Regions from separate parts of the Homo sapiens genome. Here region 2 is linked to region 1. Evidence: chromatin loops called from intact Hi-C (ENCODE). Cell type or tissue: breast epithelium. All regions are shown on one strand. Links, peaks and the distances in the headings refer to the core of each region. The heading gives the core; the rest is flanking DNA. Region 1 has its middle 26 kb from the start of BDKRB2. Region 2 has its middle 7.1 kb from the start of BDKRB1.

What was found. Hi-C counts contacts between places; a loop is a spot of excess contacts. Peaks named below come from ENCODE experiments on the same cell type or tissue, not always from the same donor. Only the 100,000 strongest peaks of a DNase experiment are listed, where the experiment ranks them.
Region 2: a loop joins it to region 1, with 16 times the contacts of the local background. A loop is called at or near these places in 2 of 110 quality-filtered maps.

Annotation. Positions count from the first base shown.
Region 1 is chr14:96,176,400-96,181,776 of GRCh38, reverse strand. No RefSeq gene overlaps it. Among named protein-coding and RNA genes, the nearest start is that of BDKRB2, 26 kb to the left of the region's middle. In breast epithelium, for the core only: no CTCF peak of the experiment used is centred there; DNase peaks (open chromatin) are centred at 2,746, 3,586 and 4,716; H3K27ac peaks cover 3,538 bases.
Region 2 is chr14:96,246,431-96,251,807 of GRCh38, reverse strand. No RefSeq gene overlaps it. Among named protein-coding and RNA genes, the nearest start is that of BDKRB1, 7.1 kb to the left of the region's middle. In breast epithelium, for the core only: no CTCF peak of the experiment used is centred there; no DNase peak of the experiment used is centred there; H3K27ac peaks cover 404 bases.

The DNA.
Region 1 (5,377 bases), core at 93-5,092:
TGTTGTGTCCAGCTGGAAATACATATTTGGATTATAATAGATATTCATTTATTTAGTCTTTTAAATTGTATGCAGGCCTATGACATGCCCCAACCGCAGGCACTGGGGACTCCATGTGAACAAAGCAGGCTCTGTCGGCTCCTTGATGGAGGACATTGATTTTTGGGAAAGATGAATATTAAGCACAAGGTCAGTCTTTTAATCCTATTTGGGCCTTCAACTGATTGGGTAAGGCCCCTGTACACTGGGGAGGGCAGTCTGCTTTACTCAAAGTCTGCCCCTTTAAATGTTAATCTCCAAAAACATCCTCACAGCAACATCCAGAATAATGTTTGACGACACATCTAGACACAGTGGCTCAGCTGATTTGACACATTACATTAATCATCATGGTGTGTATTTATGGGGTGTGGTACATGATCCAATGGGCGTTTCCCAGGGCGCTCTGCTGTTGTGGGAGATGGACCTGCATATATGTATGTGTTTGGTGTGCACGTGTGTGGCTGGCGTGCATGTGTGTGGTTGGTGTGCATGTGTGTGGTTGGCGTGCATGTGTGTGGTTGGCGTGCATGTGTGTGGTTGGCGGGCATGTGTGTGGAGAGGTACAGAAGGAGCAGCCCAGGGGAGAGATGAAGGTGACTGTTCGAAGATGGTAGGAGGGAGGTGGTGATGCTGATTCTGTTTGGAGAGGTGTTTACTAGCTGGAATTGTAGGACTTCATGAAGGACTGGGCGTGGCTGAGGGAGTTGGAATGTCAGGGGGTCCTCAGGCTTTGTGTTGAAGCTGAACAGACAGAGAGGCCGATTGGAGAGAGGAGCCTAGGTTCTGTGTGAGGCGGGATCAGCTTCTGCTGGGCAGGCCCTGGGAGCTGGGCATGAGTCTCCAGTCGGGTGCTTTCTCACCTTCCTGTAATCATACAGGGCCCCCCCGCCAACCCCCATTCACTGCTCTTCCTGCCTCCTGGAGGTTGGCAAACTCACACTGGTTGAATGAAACATCTCCAAATCTTCTTCTGATCCACAGCCACACACATCCTAGAAATTCCCCTCAACACGCCTTTTACTGCTCGCTGCTGTCCAAAGTGATTTCTCTCTTCCCTGAAGTCCCACAAACCTTACGGTGTGTATTATCCAATTTACTAAATGGCTTATTTATCCTTTAATGTTCTTTAATTTGTAATGGCTCAGATTTGAAGTGCTTTTTATGGGCTACTGATGTCACATATTTCATTTAAATGGCACAGCATGCCTTACGAGGTAAGTAGCTGTCAGATTAAGCTGGGCTGCAGCAACAAATACATCCTGATACCTTTAAGCAGCATGGGTTTATTTCTTGTTCACATCATAGGCCACTTGGCTCCCTCTCCAGGGTCTGACATGGGGACCCAGATCTGTTCCATCCTGGGTCCTGCTGGTGGCTCTTCCATCTCATGGTTTCCTGAATGCCTTAGTGCAACTCAATAGCATGGGGGCCCTGGAGGGTAAGGAGGGAAATTGGAGGACCATTGGTGGGAGATTCTATGAGCCAAGCACAAAAGCGGCATACATCACTTCCTCCTACATCCCATTGGCCAGAAGAGCGTCATGTGGCCTCATCTAGCTGCAAAGGAGGCTGGGAAATATAGTTTAACAATATGTTCACAAAGAGGAGAAAATTGATATTGGCTCCAGTAAGAGTGTGGTTATTTCTGAGATGAGAAATAGGGGCTCAGCAAGGTGAAATGAATGGCCCAAGGTCACAGAGCCAGAAAGTGGGGATGCTGGAACCTGACTTCAGGGGTCAAAACATAGCAAAGTATAAACAGCAAAATATTACCTGAAAATGACAGGATATAAAACAGTATGCAATTTCATCCCACTTACATTACTTTTTACATTCACACACTTGCCTAGCAGACTGGAAGAAAATACACCCAGTGTCATTGGGCTATATCTGGTTGTTTGGACTATATGTGACTAATCTTGTCATCATGTTTTCAAAGTTTTCTACAATGAGAAAACAGGTGTCATTACTTTCTAAAATTGGTTGACTGATTTTCTTAAAGCTAAATTATTTATTTCCATAAAGCCCTGTCACAGGGCCAAAAAAGTTGCCCAGTGGGGCAGGTGATAATCACATTCTTCCTAATAGTAATAATTTCTTTCGTTTATGATTTCAGTTCTTTATAGTGTTCAGTGGACTCTTGCATATTTCATTGGTTCTTTTATTTATTCTATTCTCCATCAGCTCTGATCCCACCTCCTTTCTGCCAAGTGCTGGCAAGGCTCTGGATGGCGCAGAGGGGAGACAGATCCTGGATCATGCATTTGTGTATCCCTGAATTCAGGAATAAAGTCAGGAGTGAATTGATGGAGTGCCTTCCTGGTGGGCCCAGGCTATGAAGGGCTTCGCACATCATGCCGTGGGGTCTGGGTGGCTTCCTGTTGGCCTAGGTGTGCGCTGGAACAGAGTCAGAAGCTCACTGAGGTGAGGGATGGTTGTAGCTGGGTGAACATGAAGTTGAGGGCTCCGGAAGACATCTGGGGAAGGCCGCTGAAGCCCAGGACATGCCAGGGGTCTAGAGACCAAGGTCTGATCTGAGACCAGACTGTGTCCAACCCAGGGCTCTGTCTGGAACTTCATTTCTTAGCCACCAGATGGCCTGGCTGCTGGGACTTTCCCGCTGTGCCATCTTCAAGCACATGGAAGGGCTCTACCTGCACGGGTGGGTCTAGAGCCCTGTGGGTTTCCCCCAGCTGCAACTTTGGAGCAGGCCGGGAACTCTGCAGGCAAACAACTTGCTTGGATTTATCATTTGTGTTGCTCAGCATCTGGGAGCATAAACAAGGCCATGGGTGCCAGCTGTGGTTACCTCTTAGCAAGGATCAGGATGTCTGTGCAAAACCTGTCACCCTGACTCGCTGTGAGTGGGTGTGGGGCATGCACACGTGCACCCATGCACACACATATCACACACAAACACACTCACACTGCTACAGCGCAATTGAATTCCTTGCCCCAAATGCAGAGCTGCTTTGTATGTCTCCCTTCTCTGCATTCCTGGTGTCAGGGAGCTTCCATTTTTTGCTGAAATCAATTTAGGAGCAAGAAAAAAAATGAATGTGGAAAGTGTAGCTGCATTTCCAAACTGCTTTTGTCAGGGGAACAGGGTCTGGCTCTGTCACCCAGGCTGGAGTGCAGTGGAGCGATCATACCTCACTGCAATCTCGACCTCTTTCCTCAGTCTCCTTAGTATCTGGGACTACAGGCAAGAGCCAACATGCCTGGCTAATTTTTTTTTTTTAAATTATTTGTAGAGATGAGGTCTGGCCATGTTACCCAGGCTGGAACATAAACTTTAAAAAATTTTGTAAGCAACCAAAGCCTTTTTCCAACAAAATCTTAGATTGATAAAAACAAAGTTGCTCAGGTTGAAGCCAGGTAGGGCCCAGAGCCCTGGTCACTGGGCAGCCCCCCTCATCCCCCAGTGTTGTTTAAGAAATTCTGGAAAAACACAGATGAGAAAGGACAGGCACTGGCAGAGGAGCTCTCGGAAGGAACGCCCTGGGCTCAAAGATCTGCTCAGGGTCCTGGCTCTGCCGCGATTTGTGTGTGGGTGGAGCAGGGTACGCCCCACCCTCTCAGGACCTGAGCTTCCCCTCCGTGTACTGAACTTGTGATGAAGCCTGGCATGTGAGCGGCCTCAGGAAACCCCCCTCCCCTGCCTGTTTCTCTGTTAAACCCAAGTGCTCTCTGAGTCGGTTTCTAATATTGTGATTTCATGGTGGAAGCCTCATCACTGATAAAATAGGACACTATAAAAAGTTAAGCAATATTTAGGGATAATGTACTGGCCTTCCAGAAGAACTGCAGTGGCTATTTGCACGCTCACCTCCTCCTAAACTCTGCCTTCAAGCTTAAGCCGTTATGCACTTTTGGTCTTCAAAGCTATCTTAGGAAACTTGGGACAAAGCAGAGTAAGAAGGGACTTTTGACTCACATGCATCTGTGTTAACTCTTTCAAGGCCAAGACTGCCATTTTCAAAAATTCAATTGAGATAGAGCTGGAAGGGACCTTTTTTACATTTTACAGATTGGGCAACTGAGGCCCAAGGGGAGGGGGGTCAAGTTAGTGGCAGAGCCAGCAGGTGCTCCGAGGGCTCCTGACTCTGTATGGTGCAGAGAGTTTAAGAGCAAAGGCTTCAAAGTGAAAAAGACCCGCCATGGAATCCTAGCTCAGCCAACTAAAAACCAGGAGATGGTGGGCAAGTTATTTAAACTCATTGAACTTCATTTTTATCCTTTGATCAGTGAGAGTAATTCCCAGTTCGTAAGGCTAATGTTGGAATTAACTAAGATGATGGTTATAAAGTGCTTGGCCTAGTGCCAAGCCCAAGAAAAGTGCTGGAAAATGTCAACTGTGGTATTATCACCCCCATTGTCTAGATTAGGAAATCAAGGCTCAGGAAGGTTCAGCTCCTTGCTGTGGCGTGATCCCGGAGTTTGTACCCCTGACCACGACACCACATTGTTTTCGCAGAGGGACAAAACTGCTTTCCAAATTTCTTTCAATAAGAGCATTGTATGTCTTGGAAATAAATTCCTGGACAGGCACTTGGAATGGAAGCTGAGCCCCCAGGGCCTGCGTGTGGGCAGAAACATCCTCCTTCAGACCACGGGAGATGCTGACTACTCTGATGTGTGTGAGCATGTGTGTGTGTGTGTGTGTGTGTGTGTGCACATGCACTCACGCTGAGGTCAGTGGGGTGAGAAAAAGAGAGGAACGGTGAGCCCCAGCTTGGCAGAGAGCAATGCACGCACACTGCCCCTCTTCCTCCTGCTCCTCTGTGCCTTAAATTGCTCAACTCACAAAATTTGGCAGCTGAAGCAAAGCCTGAGCTTCACGTTCAGAGAGCTGAGGCCAGGAAACAGTCAGTCCCTCCGGGATACAGGAGTGCAGCGCTGGAGATTCAAGCTGTCAAACAGCCAGAAAAATCATTTTGAGGGTTGGAGGGTGGGGTGGGGAGGAATCCTTGGGAGGCTCAGTGCCCACACGTTGGGAGTTTGGGTGAAATTCCTCCAAATCCCCAAGAGGCAGGGAGACCCCAACTAAACCCTTGGTTTTGTGTATGCAAACCAGTTAAATTAGTTTTTCAGGAACCTGGATAAATGGCCTGAGAAAGTTGCTCTTCCCATCCATGATGGCGGACATCCTTCTGCTGAGTCTGTTGCCCTGGGGCACTTGTCAGTATGAGCGCTCAGCCCCAGGACCAAATCCACCAAGAATTAAATGTCCCTTCCCCTCAGCTTCTGGCAGAACCTTAGCCTCCTGAATCATCTGAGACTTTCCACTTCCTACAGATGCTCTGAATATTTCCTAATCTGACCCCATCACCCA
Region 2 (5,377 bases), core at 1-5,000, 70 kb before region 1:
ACAGCCCACTCCGTGCCCACTTAAGGAGCTCTTGGGATGGCTGAGGACAGGGACAAGCTGACATCCAGTGACAACATGTTGTAGAAAGCAGAGTGGCAATGAAGTTCTGAGGCTGTGTCTGAGTGTGAGGTTTGAAAAAAATGAGTTCTGCTCGAGGTGGAGTGGGATGGGTAATTTATGTGTCATGCTGACTGGGCCATGGGGTGCCCAGATATTTGGTTAAACATGGTTTCTGGGGGGGCCGTGAGCGAGTTTAACCTTCCTAGGTTAATTTGAATGATTAATGTTTGAATTGGTAGACTGAGTAAGGCAGATTGTCTTCCCTGACATGGTGGGTGGCATCCAACCTGTCGGAGGCCTGAATACAACCAAAAGGAGCAGCAAGGGAGAATTGGTTCTCTCCGCCTGGCTGTTTTCAAGCTGGGACATCTGTCTTCTCCCACCTTCTCGCTGGCCATCCTGGGTCTCTGGCCTTCACAATCCCACTGGAACTACATCACTGGTCCTCCTGGGTCTCCAGCTTGCAGACAGCAGATGGTGGGACTTCTCAGCCTCCATAATTGCATAAACCAATTCCTTATAACAAATCTATCTATATTTATCTATTTTCTGTTGGTTATGTTTCTCTAGAGAACCTCGACTATTATGCAGAGTTGGGGAAGAATTCATGGCAGGGGATTATTTAAACTAGGTTTTCAGGGCTGAATAGGAGTTTGGAAGGCAAGCAAGCTGAGAAAACCATCGCAGGTGGGGGGACCAGCATTTGTATTATAACGCACACATGTTCATAAGCCTTTGTGGAAGGCTCACTTGGAACTTGGGGTCAGAAAGCCCAGGTTCAAGCCCCACACCCCACTTACTCACGCTATCCATGAATATCCCATATCCCCTACCCTCCAGCAGGCCCTGTGCAGCTCTTGGTTTGGTTCAGGGAAGAGAATTGAATGATAGTTTTAGCCCAGAGTAAGGGTGTTTTGAGAGAGCAGGTGCATAAAGTTTTGCAGCTCATGGAAGCAATTTCCATTTCCCTGTACTTGGAGTTTTATAGCTCTAACTGCATGATCTATTCTAAAGATAAATGCTCACGGCAGGTGGAGCCCACCTGCAGGGCTTCCAGAAGAGAGCAGGGCCGGTGGTCCTGGAATGCTCTGGTCCTGCCTGCTTCTGAGAGTTGCTGTGAGGATCAAATAACTGTGTGGGAAATGTCAGTATCGTGCTGTATAGATGTTCCCAGGATAAGATGAATATGTACATGTTGATGCATCTTTTCTCAGTATTATGACCTTCTTTCTTAATCTAGCAGCAAGTGCCATATGGAAAAGCTCTTTCATCATTTTTCAATCAGCCTAGATGCCTAATTAAGCCATGTGTACAGCAAAGAATGGGGGTATGGAATAAGATGTTTTCCTTAGAAACCAGTAGTTCCTTTATGATGTTTTAAAGAGATGGAATTGGATTACCATATTATAAAGTTGATGCTGTGAGCATTTATCTTTCATATAAATCATATTGGTCCCCATGATGGGGATGCAAAACTCCGGATCCAGGGAAACTGAAATTGCTTCTGTGAGCTGCAGAACTCTGAGTATAGGGGAACTGAAATTGCTGAAGATAACCATAACTTTTCTTGAAGACTTGGGGTCATTCTTGACTGTCCCAGCCCTCATGGGGGCTACAGACTTGGGATAGAGACAGACTAACAGAGAAACCTGTACAGGATCGTGATTGTGAGTTCTATGAAGAAACAGAACAGGATCCAGTGGTCTTCAAAACAGAAAGGAATGAGGCTCTGTACAGCAGTTCCCCCTTAGGCATGGGGAAAACGTTCCAAGACCCCCAGTGGATGCCTGAAACTGCAGATAGTACCAAACCTTATAACACTATGCTTTTTGCTATACAGTAATGGTGGGTAGCTTATATAGCATGGGTACATTGGACAAAGGGACAACTCATGTCCCAGGTGGGACAAAGCAGGACGGGGCGAGGTTTCATCACACTGCTCAGACTGGTGCATAATTTAAAACGTATTAATTGCTTTTTTCTGGAATTTTCCATTTAATATTTTCAGACCTATATTGGCCACAGGTAATTGAAACCATGGATAAAGGGGGGGACTACTGTACTTAGGGAGGTCAGGAAGACAGTGAGCAAATCTGACTGCAAAAACAAGTCCCGTCCCTGGTCCTTAAGGTCTGATTTGGAAGTCCAGGCAGGCAGGTGTACGGTGTGGAGCTGCCTCAGCAGCGTTGACACCCTAGCTCCGTCACTGCTGAGAAGGTGAATCTGGACCATTTTCTTCTTCCTCTTCTTCTTCTTCTTTTTTTTTTTTGTGAAAGAGACAATTTAATGGGAAATTATGGTAGAAAGCAACACATTTTTTGTGTGCAATTGGAGAATCTGGACCATTTTCAATTCCACCTTCCAGAGCCTCAGTCTGTAAAGTGGAGCATGTTGTAGAATTTGGTAATCACATGGGATAATGTGGTGATGCAACTGGCCTTTAGTAGGCACCCCACAGTAACTGTTCCTGATTTTATCATTTTACTGTTGCACAAGACGATGGTAGTGTCATTATGAGGAGGGCCCACACACACCGTGCTCTGTCTTGGCCAGAACTGAAGAGAGGAAACAGACACTCATTGCTCGCCGGCTGAGTGGACGGCAAAGGGTGACTCAGCATGAAGGGAGGCATCCAGAGAGTCTCAGAACCCCATCTTTGACCATCTTTCAGGGTTGTCTATAAGTAGCCTCCCACCTGGGTGGGGTTGGTGGCTGGGCTGTCTGGAAGCTGGGAGCTGGGCTCTGAGGCCATTTATTTATTTATTTGAATCCTGGTCTGAGACTCTTTGAATTGGCCTGCCTTTTGGTTCTGGGGAAGGAAGAAAGAATCAGCAGATCCCAGGTCCTAGGTCCGCAAGGATGGGCATTTACACTCAGCACCCGGGGCCCATGATTCACGCTCTGGGGGCTTGGGCTGGCCCGCAATATGGGAAAGGCCTCAGTATCTTCCATTTGAAAAAAATCCTCTACAATTTAGTAAGATGGCATTTGGTATTATTTCTTAGGAAATCTGCACGAACAAGTATCTCTAACCCTAAAAAGACCTGAGAAAAACATCCAGTGTGCCCTCTCATTGTTGAGAGAAGGGGCCTGCAGGTACCTTAATGGGCAACTGGATGGTGAGTATGTGCTCAAAAAGACTAAAATACCTGTATCCATTTGCTCAGGGCTCCATACAAAGTATCAAAACCTAAGTGGCCTAAACAATGAACATTTGTCCTCTCACAGTTCTGGAGGCCAGAAGTCCAAAATCAAGGTGCTGGCAGTGTTGGTTCCTCCTGGAGGGTCTGAAGGAGAAGCCACTCCTTGCTTCTTCCTCCCTTCTGGTGATTCTGGGCAATCCTTCACATTTCTTGGCTTGTGGAAGCATCGCTCCAGTCTCTGCCTCCATCTCTCTCTGTGTCTCTGTGTGTTTTTCTCCTCTTCTTATAAGGACACCAGTTATTGGATTTAAGGGTCACCTTAGTCCAGTACAGGTTGGGGATCCCTTATCCAGAAATGCTTGGGACCAGAAGTTTTTGTGTTTTGCATTTTGAATGTTTTTGGATTTTGGAGTATTTGCAGAATACATACTAGCTGACCATCCTTAATCCAGAAATCCAAAATCTAAAATGTTCCAATAACATGTCCTTTGAGCATCATGTCAGTGCTCAAAAAGTTGTGGATTTGGGGGCATTTGTGATTCCAGATTTTTGGATTAGGAATGCTCAACCTGTGTAACCTCATCTTAATTTAACTACTTCTGCAAAGACCCTATTCCCAAATAAGGTCATATTCTGAAGTTCCATGTGGACATGAGTTGGGGTGGAGGGATACTCTTCAACTCATCACAACATCTTTATCTCACTGAATCTTCACAATACTTGGATCTTCATTTAATAGATGAGAAAAGAGACACTCAGAGAAATTCACTGACCTTCTTCAAATTCCCACAGCTGGGAAGTGGCAGAGGTAAGATGTGAACCAGGAACCTGCCTCCAAGCCCCTGTACTGTTGGTGCTGGGGCCTTCGTAAACTATAGAGGACAGCATCAACATCACATAAGGCAGTCCTTCGAGACCACTGATCTACATGCCAGAAACCTGTTAGAGTCATGACTTATTATCTCTCCACTTGACAGACGAGAAAACTAAGGCCAAAGGTGGTGGGAGGGAAGATGAGTAAAGTGGCTTGCTGAGATCACACAAGTGGCATGGTAGGGAACCCATGGACTGGTCCCCAAAATTCTCCCCCAACAATTAAACATTCTAGCTCAGTGTTAGGAGGTAAAAGGAGCTAGACACAAAAGGCATGTGTTATAGGCTCTACAGAGACAGCATCCTACAACATGTGCCTGGCTTCTTTCACAACAGGTAAATCTAGAGACAGAAAGATTAGTGGTTGCCCAAAGCCATGAGGAAGGGAGAATGGGACGTGACTGTTAATGAATATGCGATTTCTTGGGGGATGATGAAAGTGTTCTGGAATTAGACAGTAGTGATGGTTGCATGAATTGGTTATTAAGTAAAAGCTGAAGTGGGTAAACTCTACGGCATGTGAATTACATCCACCAGCTCTGGGAAGGTGATCTGCAGGAAGCAAGTATGCACAAGGCCTATGAGATGCAAAGCTTTTATTGTGGCAGAAATAGCCCAAGCCCTGGGTCATAAGCTCGTCATGCAAGAAGGCACTTCGAGGACTTTTCCTGTGACAGAATTTGTATCCTCGGTTTGTTAAGGCATGAACACCCCAAGAACAGAGAGAATTTCCAGAGCACCCTCCTTAAGAACTGCATGGCCTTGGAAAGTTACTTCCCTCTCTGGGCCCCAGTTTCCATACCATGAACCAGTGATCATGCAAACTCCCAGAGTGGTTGTGAGCGTGAAGTATTTTGATGGGGTCCCTTTGACCTGGGACTATTTTGCCTCAGCCAGCAAAACAAAATAAAAAACTAAAACCAGAATAAAACTCTCATGAACAAACGATTAAACTTTCAGCCATTGCTGTTGCCAAATCATGACCTCTGTTGCTCATCCCTGCTCCCCACCCTCATCCTTGGTGAAGGATCAGAGCTACATAAGGGTCAGGAATTGGGTAACAAGGAGATAATGCAGCACATGGCTGGGATCTACACAATGGAGACACTCCCCCTCTGAGTCATGAAGGCTGTGCTCAAGAGGCTCCAGCACTAGCATGAATTCCCATGAGGTCATCTGGTGTCCAGTTTGCATCTCTGCATCCTATTCTCACCCCTCTGTGGCCAGGGAAGACTCAGGAGCTAGGCCCCTTGCCTGGTCTCCTGAGCCCACCTGGACTTCTTCTCATTGCGCCAGCTTGC